2 separate regions of the Homo sapiens genome follow, and region 2 is linked to region 1. Evidence: read pairs that join two places in POLR2A ChIA-PET (ENCODE). Cell type or tissue: Panc1. All regions are shown on one strand. Each heading gives the region's core, and the rest is flanking DNA. Links, peaks and the distances in the headings are about the cores only.

Region 1 (5,498 bases), core at 230-5,229:
AGCAATCGGGGAGTACAGCAGGTGTTTGAGTGCGCCGTCCGAACTGCCGTCAACCAGGCCAGGAGACGAAACAGAAGGAGGCTCTTCTCCATCAATGAGTGCAAGATCTTCTAAACCCCAAGAGACTTCACACAACACTTATGTATGCACCCCAAAGACTAATGGGGAGAGGGAGGGCCGGGAAGCCAGGAAAGCTTGGTGTTTTCTCTGGGTACACCCCAAGCAGCGTCTCCTTTTGGATACAGTTATTGATGAGGCTTGGCCACTGGATGTTTTCACTAACTACACTCTACAAGTGAACTCCTTGCCCAGGCCAGTTAGAAAATCCCTTGGGGAACTGTGATGAATATTCCATCTTTGATTAAAAAAGTGAAATAGTCTCCATAATTTTGGACGATGAAGTGAGTTTTTCAAAGAATTCCATATTTAAAGACACATTTTATTTAACTAATAACAAAATGTATTGCTTTTGTATATATTTAGTTTTCACACTTGGAAAATCTTTTCCTACATCCTCGAAAACATAAACTCCTCTGTGAGTGAAATGCTTGTACGAAGCTCTGCCATATGTTTGTAGTGTTATTATTTTCACCTCAAGTAGAAAGTCTGTTGAAACCACTTGGCTGCTGGATTTAAATGGGTAATCAAATTTAAAAATGACCATAAATGAATCTTTGCAATTTGTTTTCTACTTACCTGTTATTCACAGTTGGATATAAAATACAGTTCCATAAGATATCCTAATACTGCCTAATGATTTTAAAGTTATCACTATATTTTTCTGAAATGATAAAACATCATTCATTTATTTACTATATTGTCTTTCACTCAACTCCAGTTATGCACTAAATATTCTCCTCTCATTCACCAAGATTGATTGAAACACCATCTTTCAGGTAGAGAATCAGACTGCTCCAAGCAATGGCAACAGAACTTGGAACAGAAGCAAGAGAGTGTCACTTTCACTTCTGGTAGGGTGGTTCCCAGGCGACTGCAGGTCCTGTGAAAGACAGGGGTCTCAAAGTTCTGTTAATTTCACAAATTTGTTATAAATTTGTCTAAACTGAGCTGTTGTGGCAACATAATTTATGAATCGTAAGGTCTAGTTAGGCTTATTGGGGGGATATCTACATATATATGTGTATGTAAGGGAAAAAAGGTAGAATTTACAGCCTTCAAAAAAGAAAAATCAAATTCCAAGCACAGGAATAAGAAAGCTATATAGCAACTGCTCAGAGAACAGAAAGTTATCAGGGGAAATACTGAATAAATAGACACACACATACTCGCACACAACCTGCTCTCACACACACAACTCAAACCTCATTCTATCGAATAGTTTAAAAGCAATGGTGTTGCTCATCTGTTAAAGTGGAGAACAGAGGACTACATAACTTAAGGTAGAAATTGCAAAGGCTGGGTTGGGCAGGGCGTGGTGGCTCACTTTGGGAGGCTGAGACGGGTGGATCACGAGGCCAGGAGTTCAAGACCAGCCTGGCCAACATGGTGAAACCCCGTCTCTTCTAAATATTAGCTAAAAATTAGCTGGGTGTGGTGGCACATGCCTGTAGTTCTAGCTACTCAAGAGGCTGAGGCAAAAGAATTGCTCGAACCTGGGAGGCGGAGGTTGCAGTAAGCCAAGATCGCGCCACTGCACTCCAGCCTGGGCAACAGAGGGAGACTCCATCTCAAAAAAAAAAAAAAGAAAAGAAAAAAAAGAAAGAAATTGCAAAGGCTGGCACCTAGATAGATCAATCAATTACTGCCCTAATCAAAACTTAGAAACACTCTGAACCACCTTTATGAAGGTACATCATTGTTATGGGGTAACGTGACTATTACACACAAAAGGTAAGGTGGCTGGCATAAATGACTTTGATTAGAATTATGTTGACATAGCCAAACCAGTTTCTCTGTTCCCTTGTGTGGTCAATTCCTTACAGCTATAATCAGTATCAAAAACCAAATGTGTGCTCATTCACACATTGCTTTCTCCTTCTCTCTCTCCTCCTATCCACAGCCAGTAAAAGGCCTGGGACCGGGGTCTTGATCTCTGGTGGGAGGATTGCCTCGGTTCCCTGGGGCTGACACAGCTGCCTTCACTCAGACTTCTCTGCTCTCCAGGCGGTGGCTTGTACTCACCTCTAAGTCACCCGCCTCCCTTGATTGGAGAGCCCGTGTCTCTAGTTCTCAGCTCAGGGTTGGGGGGCTTGAAAGATGACCGGGCAGGGGAGGGGAAGGGATCTCATATCCTCTGATATCCCTGGGATTCTCTTCTTCTCCCTCAACCCACAGAGTCTTAAATCACGGATGCGGGTGTTCAGGGCCAGCCTTTGCCATGAGAGGTATTTAACATGTCAGTGGGAAGGAATTTCTATTCACTGCAGTGGGCTGTCCCCCAGGCTTTTCTTTCTCTCTTGTTGAAGAGAGATGGGGGTGGGTATCTGAAAGTGGGAAGGGCCACCATACATGATCCTAAGTGAAGGAAGAGGAGGTGGTTCCACGGTGGCAGCAGAGCAGGAAGGGAAGGCCAGAGAGGGCACACTCAAATGGCTTTGCTGTCACCTGGGCAAAGACACACAGGTGAGACCTCCACCTGTTGGCGGGAGCCAAGCTTAACAGCTCCGTCTGGGAACTCTCATACCTGAGACCAGGAATCTATGTGTAAACCCTTTCCAGTGGCAGAATCTGGCAGAAATGGAGCCGATAAGTGTCTGTCTTCCTGCTAGACTGCTGTTCTTGAAGGTAGCACTGCCTCCTGGTCTCCTCAGTGTCCCCAGGGCTCAGCACAGGGAAGGCAATGGAGGTAAAGTTGTGTTAAACTGAAATGGAGAGAAAGACAGTAATTGGGCTTCTGTGCCACACAGTGGTTATAGAAAGCAAGCAGACCCTCACCAGCCTTGTAGGGGTAAGAAGAAAAATAGGTCATATGGGTAGAATCCGTGTGTTGTGTGTTCTACATAAGCACATACTTACTTTTGCCTGCCTAGATGCAGACACAGGTTTCTTATACTTCAAAATTTGTGGTACCTTTTTGTAGACTATTGCATATCGATTCTTAACTATTCCAAGTAGCAGCATTAAATATGTTCTTGATGACATTAAAGAGTTAATTTTCATGGTCGGGTAGTTCATTCTTGTCTCTGTCAGCCTGGGCTGCTATAGTGGAAAACCATAGACTAGGGGACTTCAATAACAGAAATTTATCTCTCACAGTTCTGGAGGCTGGGAAGTCCAAGGCAAGGGACAGCATGGTTGGGTTCTGGTGAGACCCCTCTGCCTGGTTTGCAATGGCTGTCTTCTTGCTGTGTTCTCACATGGTAGAGCAAGAGATCATCTTTCTGGTGTTTCTTCTTCTAAGGATAATAATCCCATTCATGAGGGCTCAACCCTCATGATCTAATACCTCGCAAAGTCCTCACCTCCAAATACCATCACACTGGGGATTAGGCCTCAACATTTTGAGATTTGTGGGGACACAAACATTCCATCCATAGCAATTCTATTCTGTCTTACTTTCCACTGACTAGTTAACTGGGCAGCAGAATCCAGTGCAGTGAGTGACAAGAAAGCTAGAAGCATCCTGATTAAGTTTGTTCAGTGCTTCAGATGTGCTGTGCCGGCCACCGAGCGAAGCATTCTTTTGCCACATGTGTGTAGGCCCACATTATACTGAGTCCCATCTTACATGAGGAAACTGAGGCTCAGCATGTTGATGTGACAAGGCCAAGCCCATGCAGCAGGTGAGTGGCTGCCCCAGGAGTCTCAAGTGGGTCTGCTCAAAACCACCCTGCCCCACTTCCTCCCAGAGCAGCTTGACTGAATGGCTTTGCCACATCCGACCTCATGTAGCTTGCAGCTCCACCCCTGCCAGTCAAGTAGCCTGTATTTTAAAAAATATATTTTTATTTTTATTTTTTAATTTTTAGATTTTTTTTATTTTTTTGAGACGGAGTCTCGCTCTGTCACCCAGGCTGGAGTGCAGTGGTGTGATCTCCGCTCACTGCAAGCTCTGCCTCCCGGGTTCATGCCATTCTCCTGCCTCGGTCTCCCGAGTAGCTGGAAAAATATATTTTTAAATAAAATATTCCAAGTCTGACCTTTGTCCTGCCCTTGTCTTTCTGGCAATGAGAATGGGACCCACCTATGTCACACAACACCATCATTTGCAAAGGTCTCCATTCCAATCCTTGGTATTTAAAGCATAACTCCAAAGGCTGATTGCATATAAATTGGCAGAGATGAAATACACCATTATTTAATGTTATAAAAAGCTTGGGAAATATTCTCTTTTTCTTTTTTTATTAAAAAACTTTTTTTGAGACAGGGTTTTGCTCTGACACCCACAGTGGAGTGTAGTGGTGTGATCATGGCTCACTGCAGCCTCAACTTCTGGAGCTCAAGTGATCCTCCCACCTCAGCCTCCCAAGTAGCTGGGACCATGGGTGCACACCACCAAACTTGGCTAATTTTAAAAATTATAGAGACAGGGTCTCACTACGTTGCCCAGGCTGGTCTTGAACTCCTGGGCTCAAGCGATCTTCCCACCCTGGCCTCCCAGAGTGCTAAGATTACAGGTGTGAGCCACTGTGCCCAGCCAATATTCTCTTTCTCTTCATTTTTTGTTTGTTTGTTTGTTTTGTTTTTTGGAGATGGAGTTTTGCTCTTGTCGCCCAGGCTGGAGTGCAATGGTGCACTCTCGGCTCACTGCAACCTCTGCTTTCTGGGTTCAAGTGATTCTCCTGCCTCAGCCTCCCAAGTAGCTGAGATTACAGGCATGTTCCATTACGCCTGGCTAATTTTGTATTTTTAGTAGAAATGGAGTTTCACCATGTTGGTCAGGCTGGTCTTGAACTCCTGACCTCAGGTGCTCCACCCGCCTCGGTCTCCCAAAGTGTTGAGATTACAGGCGTGGGCCACCGTGCCTGGCCAATATTCTCTTTTTCTTATCTCACTTTTCCACCCCTCAGGTTTCAGGTATTTCCTTTGAACAAGGGAGTGACAGGGAAGAGGAGAGTTTGGCTCTTCTCTTTCAAGGATTTCGTACTTAGGAGGCGCCCTTTACCCAGAATGAAATGTGATGAAAGGACTCACTTTGGTGCATCTGTAGAGTTATGACATGACAGAGGGGACAGGGCTCTGTGAGTGCTCGGCCCCAGTGCTGAGAAAGAAATGCTTACAAGTTGAGTGGGGTCAGTACAACTCAATAGTAGGAACTTACTTTTCGTGAGACTGTATCTGTCCAGATAAAGCAAAGAAACATAATCAATGGCTAAGATGTCAAGCAGGTTTTCACAAGAAAAGATAAGCTCTGAAAATTATTTGAGCTATGAGTTCATAAAAAGTTCTTGATTAAACCTGAAGTCTACATTAGCTTTTTGGTAGATTCTAAAATGCATCCCGACCTGGAACTCAATACTAATGGTAGATAAAAAGCCATGATGAGGGAGTGGAGAGACCAGACAATCGTGATGTATTCTGGGGTCAGAAAATCTGGG
Region 2 (5,254 bases), core at 1-5,000, 180 kb before region 1:
CCAAAGTGCTGGGATTACAGGCATGAGCCACTGTGCCCGGCCGCACATACTTTAAAAATTAAAAGAGGCTTTAATAAATTTATGTGGCTAAGTAGCTAGATTTTTTTTTTTTTTTTTTGAGACAGGGTCTCCCTCTGTTGTCCAGGTTGGAGTGCAGTGGCATGATTATAGCTCACTGTAGCCTTGAATTCTTGGGCTCAAGGGATCCTCTTGCAACAGCCTCCCGAGTAGCTGGGAGTATAGGCACATACCGCTGTGCCTGGCTCATTTTTAAAATTTTTTTGTAGAGACAGGGTCTCGCTGTGTTGCTTAGGCTGGTCACAAACTTGTGGGCTCAAGCAGTCTTCTCACTTCAACCTCCCAAGTTGCTGGGAATATGGGCCCGAGCCATCACGCCTGGCCTGTTTTTCTAAACGTGGATTGTATGAGCATATCCTTTGATCATGTATTAGCTGCTTTTCTTTTCTTTTCTTCTTCTTTTTTTAAAATTTAAATTGAGACGGGGTGTTGCCATATTGCCCAGGCTGGCCTCAAACTTCTGGGCTCAAGCAATCCTCCCACCTTGGCCTCCTAAAGCCCTAGAATTACAGGTGTGAGCCACCACCCTCAGCTGGCTGTTTTTCTTAAAACTTTATGCAAGCCCCAGATTTAAGGTTATTAGTGTCTTTATTATTATTATTATTTTGAGGTAGAGTCTTGCTGTGTTGCCCAGGCTGGAGTGCAGTGGCATAATCTTGGCTCACTGCAACCTCTGCCTCCCAGGTTCAAGCGATTCTCCTGCCTCAGCCTCCCGAGTAGCTGGGATTACAGGTGTCCACTGCCATGTTCGGCTAATTTTCATATTTTTATTTCATTTTATTTATTTATTTATTTATTTTTGAGATGGAGTCTCGCTCTTGTTGCCCAGTCTGGAGTGCCATGGCATGATCCCAGCTCACTGCAACCTCCGCCTCCTGGGTTCAAGTGATTCTTCTGCCTCAGCCTCCCAAGTAGCTGGGATTACAGATGTGCACCACCACGCCCAGCTAAGTTTTGTATTTTTAGTAGAGATGGGGTCTCACCATGTTGGCCAGGCTGGTCTCAAACTCCTAACCTCAGGTGATCCGCCCGCCTCAGCCTCCCAAAGTGCTGGGATTGCAGGCTTGAGCCACTGTGTCTGGCGTATTTTATTTTTTTTTTTGGGTGGAGTTTTGCTCTTGTTGCCCAGGTTGGAGTGCAGTGGTGTGATCTCGGCTCACTGCAACCTCCGCCTACCACATTCAAGTGATTCTCCTGCCTCAGCCTCCCGAGTAGCTGGGATTACAGGCACCTGCCACCACGCTTGGCTAATTTTAGTATGTTTAGTAGAGATGGGTTTTCGCCATGTTGGCCAGGGTGGTCTGGAACTCCTGACCTCGGGTGATCTGCCTGCCTCGGCCTCCCAAAGTGCTGGGGTTACAGGTGTGAACCACCATGCCTGGCCATTAGTGTCTTTTTTTCTTGAAAATATTTGCATTAATTTGCTGCTTTATTTATTTTTTGGTTTTATTTATTTATTTATTTTTGTTTTGTTTTTACTGCTTTATTTTTTGGTTACTTTTTTTTTTTTTTTCTTGAGACGGAGTCTCGCTCTGTCACCTAGGTGGGAGTGCAGTGGTGCGATCTTGGCTTGCTGCAATCTCCGCCTCCTGGGTTCAAGCGATTCTCCTGCCTCAGTCTCCTGAGTAGCCGGGACTACAGGTGCCCACCACCACGCCCGGCTAATTTTTTGTATTTTTAATAGAGATGGGGTTTCACCGTGTTAGCCAGGATAGTCTCGATCTCCTGACTTCGTGATCCTCCTCTCTTTAATATCTCTTGAATCTGTTCCTTTTCCCTATCCTCGCTGCTGCCCTCCTACTCCATGGTTAGTATCATGTCTCACCTGGGTTGTTGCACGAGCCTCCTAACAGCTCATCCCTGCTTTCAGTCTTCCAATGCATTTTTCCCACTGTAGCTAGAGTAATCTGTCTAACACATTACTCCTCTGCTTAAAACTTTTTTGTGACTTTTCATGGCCTTTAGGATAACTTCTGAACTTCTTTTTTTTTTTTTTTTGAGACTTCTGAACTTCTTCACTTGGCTTTCAGGATCCTCATGATTTGGATCCTTATTGACACTTGGCTGTCAGTGTGCTAGCCCTATTAAGTTCCTTGTATTTCTCCCTGAAGGGGTCAGAGTTCTTAAATCTGCACTTGAGTTCAGAAGCTTCTATCTGTCTGGAATACCTTTCCTAGTTTGTTCCTTACCCTCACTTTTGTTTTATTAACTCAGGCTTGTCTTTCAGGTCTCAGCCTAGGTGGTAGCTCTAGGAGAAAGCCCTCGGATACTTCAAGTCTGAGTTACATGGGCCTCCTCTTTGTGTCCTTAGCACTCCATGTTCTTTTATTACATTGTGATTGCTTGCTTATTTGTCATCTCACCACATAGCGGTAAATGGACTGTCTTAAAAAATGATGTGATTTGCATAGAGTGTATTGAAAGAGAATGAAATAGTAATTTTGGGGTTTATCTAATACAGAGAGGAAAGGGACATTATATTTGATAGATGAAAGTTTTCTAAGCCAGAGAAGGCATACCAGGCCCTTTTATAGCCTGAATGAAAAAATCCTTTGATGTCTAATTTTTATCAATTTGGTTTCTCTATTTTATTAGTTAGGACTTTTTGGTGTTCAAGTAACAGAAATACAGCTTGAAGTAGCCTGTAGGGGAAAAAGTTATTGGTTCATATGACCATATAATAGGCATTGTATGAATAAGGATGGCCATGAAGAGCTAGGGTGGGAACTTTCCCATAGTTGGGACCTTTCCGTACTTATACTCTGTGCATACTGGCTTTATTCCTTTTACTGAAAATATGTTTCTTCACATGGTAAACCTGTTTCATGGCAGCACAGGGGTATCAACTAGAACCTTGACCAAATCTAGTGTTTGAAGGGATGAAGTACTATGCTTAGTTCATTCTAGGTTGTGATATGCTCACTTACATGGCCAGGGATCTGTTAGCAAAAAGCAGAGCAGACCTTGAGTAGGGGAGAGGACGGAGTTCTGGGCAGACATAAAGAATATCCACTTTAATTCTTTATCGTTTTATTGATTTATTTATTTTTAATTAAATTAATTAATTAATTAATTTTTTTGAGACGGAGTTTTGCTCTTGTTGCCCAGGCTGGAGTGCAATGGTGTGATCTCGGCTTACTACAACCTCCACCTCCCGTGTTCAAGCGATTCTCCTGTCTCAGCCTCCCGAGTAGCTGGGATTACAGGTGTGCATCACCACACCTAGCTAATTTTTTGTCTTTTTAGTAGAGACAGGGTTTCACCATGTTGGCCAGGTTGGTCTTGAACTCCTGACCTCAGATGATCCTCCTGCATCAGCCTCCCAAAGTGCTGGGATTACAGGTGTGAGCCACCGTGCTGGCCAATTTTATTTATTTATTTAGAGAGATTGGTGGGGCGGCAGGGGGGGGTCTCACTATGTTGCCTAGGCTGGTCTCGAACTCCTGAGCTCAAGTGATCCTCCTGCTTCAGCCTCCCAAGGTGCTGGGACCACATGTGAACCACTATGCCTGGCCTCATCCACTGTAATTCTTAACCACCTTTCTGATTATGAATTTATTTTCATTGGTACTTTATTTGTGGTAAAGAGATGCCCTGTACTATGGACCTGTGTATTCCAGGTACGAAAATGGTAAGTCCAACATTTTAAAGAAGTTGGCCTTTTGGCTTATGCTAGCTTATAACAAGTACTTATTTATTGATTGATTTATTTGAGACAGAGTCTCGCTCTGTTGTCCAGGCTGGAGTGCAATGGTGTGATCTTGACTCACTGCAACCTCTGCCTCTTGGGTTCAAGTGATTCTCCTGCCTCAGCCTCCTGAGTAGCTGGGACTGTAAGCGCGCACCACCACGCCTGGCTAATTTTTGTATTTTTAGTAGAGACGGGGTTTTGCCATGTTGGTCAGGCTGGTCTCAAACTCCCGACCTTGTGATCCGCCTGCCTCGGCCTCCCAAAGTGCTGGGGTTACAGGCGTGAGCCACCGCGCCCGGCAATAACAAGTATTTATTGAGCTCTTGTTTGCTAAATAAAACACTTATCTGCAAGATGCTTACAGACTAGTAGTCTCAACAAGTAAATACAAAGGTGCTAAGATAGATGTCTAGGGTGCATTGGGAGCTGTGGCTAAATCATGCTTTGAGATAGTGGGAAACTTTCCTAAAGAAAAGTAAATTGAACCAATAAATATGGGTTGGGTGTGATGGGGTAGAGATGGAGTCTTGCTCTGTTGCCCAGGCTGGAGTGCAGTGGTGTGATCTCGGCTCACTGCAACCTCCGCCTCCCAGGTTCAAGCGATTCTCCTGCCTCAGCCTCCTGTACTCAGGAGGATTACAGGTATGCACCACCACACTCGCTAAGTTTTGTATTTTTAGTAGAGATGGGGTTTTACCATGTTGCCCAGACTGGTCTCGAACTCCTGACCTCCTGATCTGCCCACCTCAGCCTCCCAAAGTGTTGGGATTACAAGCGTGAGCCACTGTGCCCGGCTGGGGTTAGAGGGACTTTCAGGCAGAGAATGTATAAGGCACAGAGCTGTGAAATGGGCTACCTTGTGTGGGAAACAAATAACTAGGTACAGGTGGATTAGAGTGGAAGAAGAGGAGGCCAAAGGTAGATAAGGGATCACGTCATAGAAGTCCTTGAGTGCTTTATCACAGAGTTGGAACTTGATCTTGAAAGCTATAGAGAGTCATTGAAGGAAATTTAAGCTGGACCTCTCAGGTTTGAAGTGCCCATGGAATATTCAAGTGGATATGTCTGTCAAACAATTAACTATATTGGGGTTTGGGAGAAAATTATTGACTGGAGTCACACAGGCATTGAAGCCATGGGTTTGAATGGACCTAGAAGAGGTAAATCGAACAAAAGATTAGGAACAGAACCTTAGCGAGCAATGACACTGAAAAAAGTGAGCAGAAGGCAGAAAGTCCATGACAGAGACCAAGAAGGGCCAGACAGAAAAAAACCAGTAAATGCTGCTTGGGATGGGAGGGTGGATTGTATTGGGTCAAGGAGTCAACAGAAAAAAGTTGAAACAACAAATATAAACTACTTTCATTTTAAGAAACTGAAACCGTATAGGAAATAATAGGAGTTTTGTTAGTCTGATCATTATCAATTCTGTGTGCACAGAGAAAATAAAATTTTTAGACAGTTCTTCCAATGCAGGGATTTGAA

What was found. Peaks named below come from ENCODE experiments on the same cell type or tissue, not always from the same donor. Only the 100,000 strongest peaks of a DNase experiment are listed, where the experiment ranks them.
Region 2: POLR2A ChIA-PET joins it to region 1 with 6 read pairs; 15 of 35 experiments call an interaction of 5 or more read pairs at or near these places.

The regions. Positions count from the first base shown.
Region 1 is chr4:40,243,849-40,249,346 of GRCh38, forward strand. It overlaps RHOH (ras homolog family member H), which reads left to right. Exons shown (of 3, transcript NM_004310.5): 3 at 1-3,119. The coding sequence ends at 114. Among named protein-coding and RNA genes, the nearest start is that of RHOH, 50 kb to the left of the region's middle. In Panc1, for the core only: no CTCF peak of the experiment used is centred there; no DNase peak of the experiment used is centred there; H3K27ac peaks cover 1,947 bases.
Region 2 is chr4:40,060,503-40,065,756 of GRCh38, forward strand. The region is part of intron 1 of N4BP2 (NEDD4 binding protein 2); the gene reads left to right. Among named protein-coding and RNA genes, the nearest start is that of N4BP2, 6.3 kb to the left of the region's middle. In Panc1, for the core only: no CTCF peak of the experiment used is centred there; no DNase peak of the experiment used is centred there; H3K27ac peaks cover 345 bases.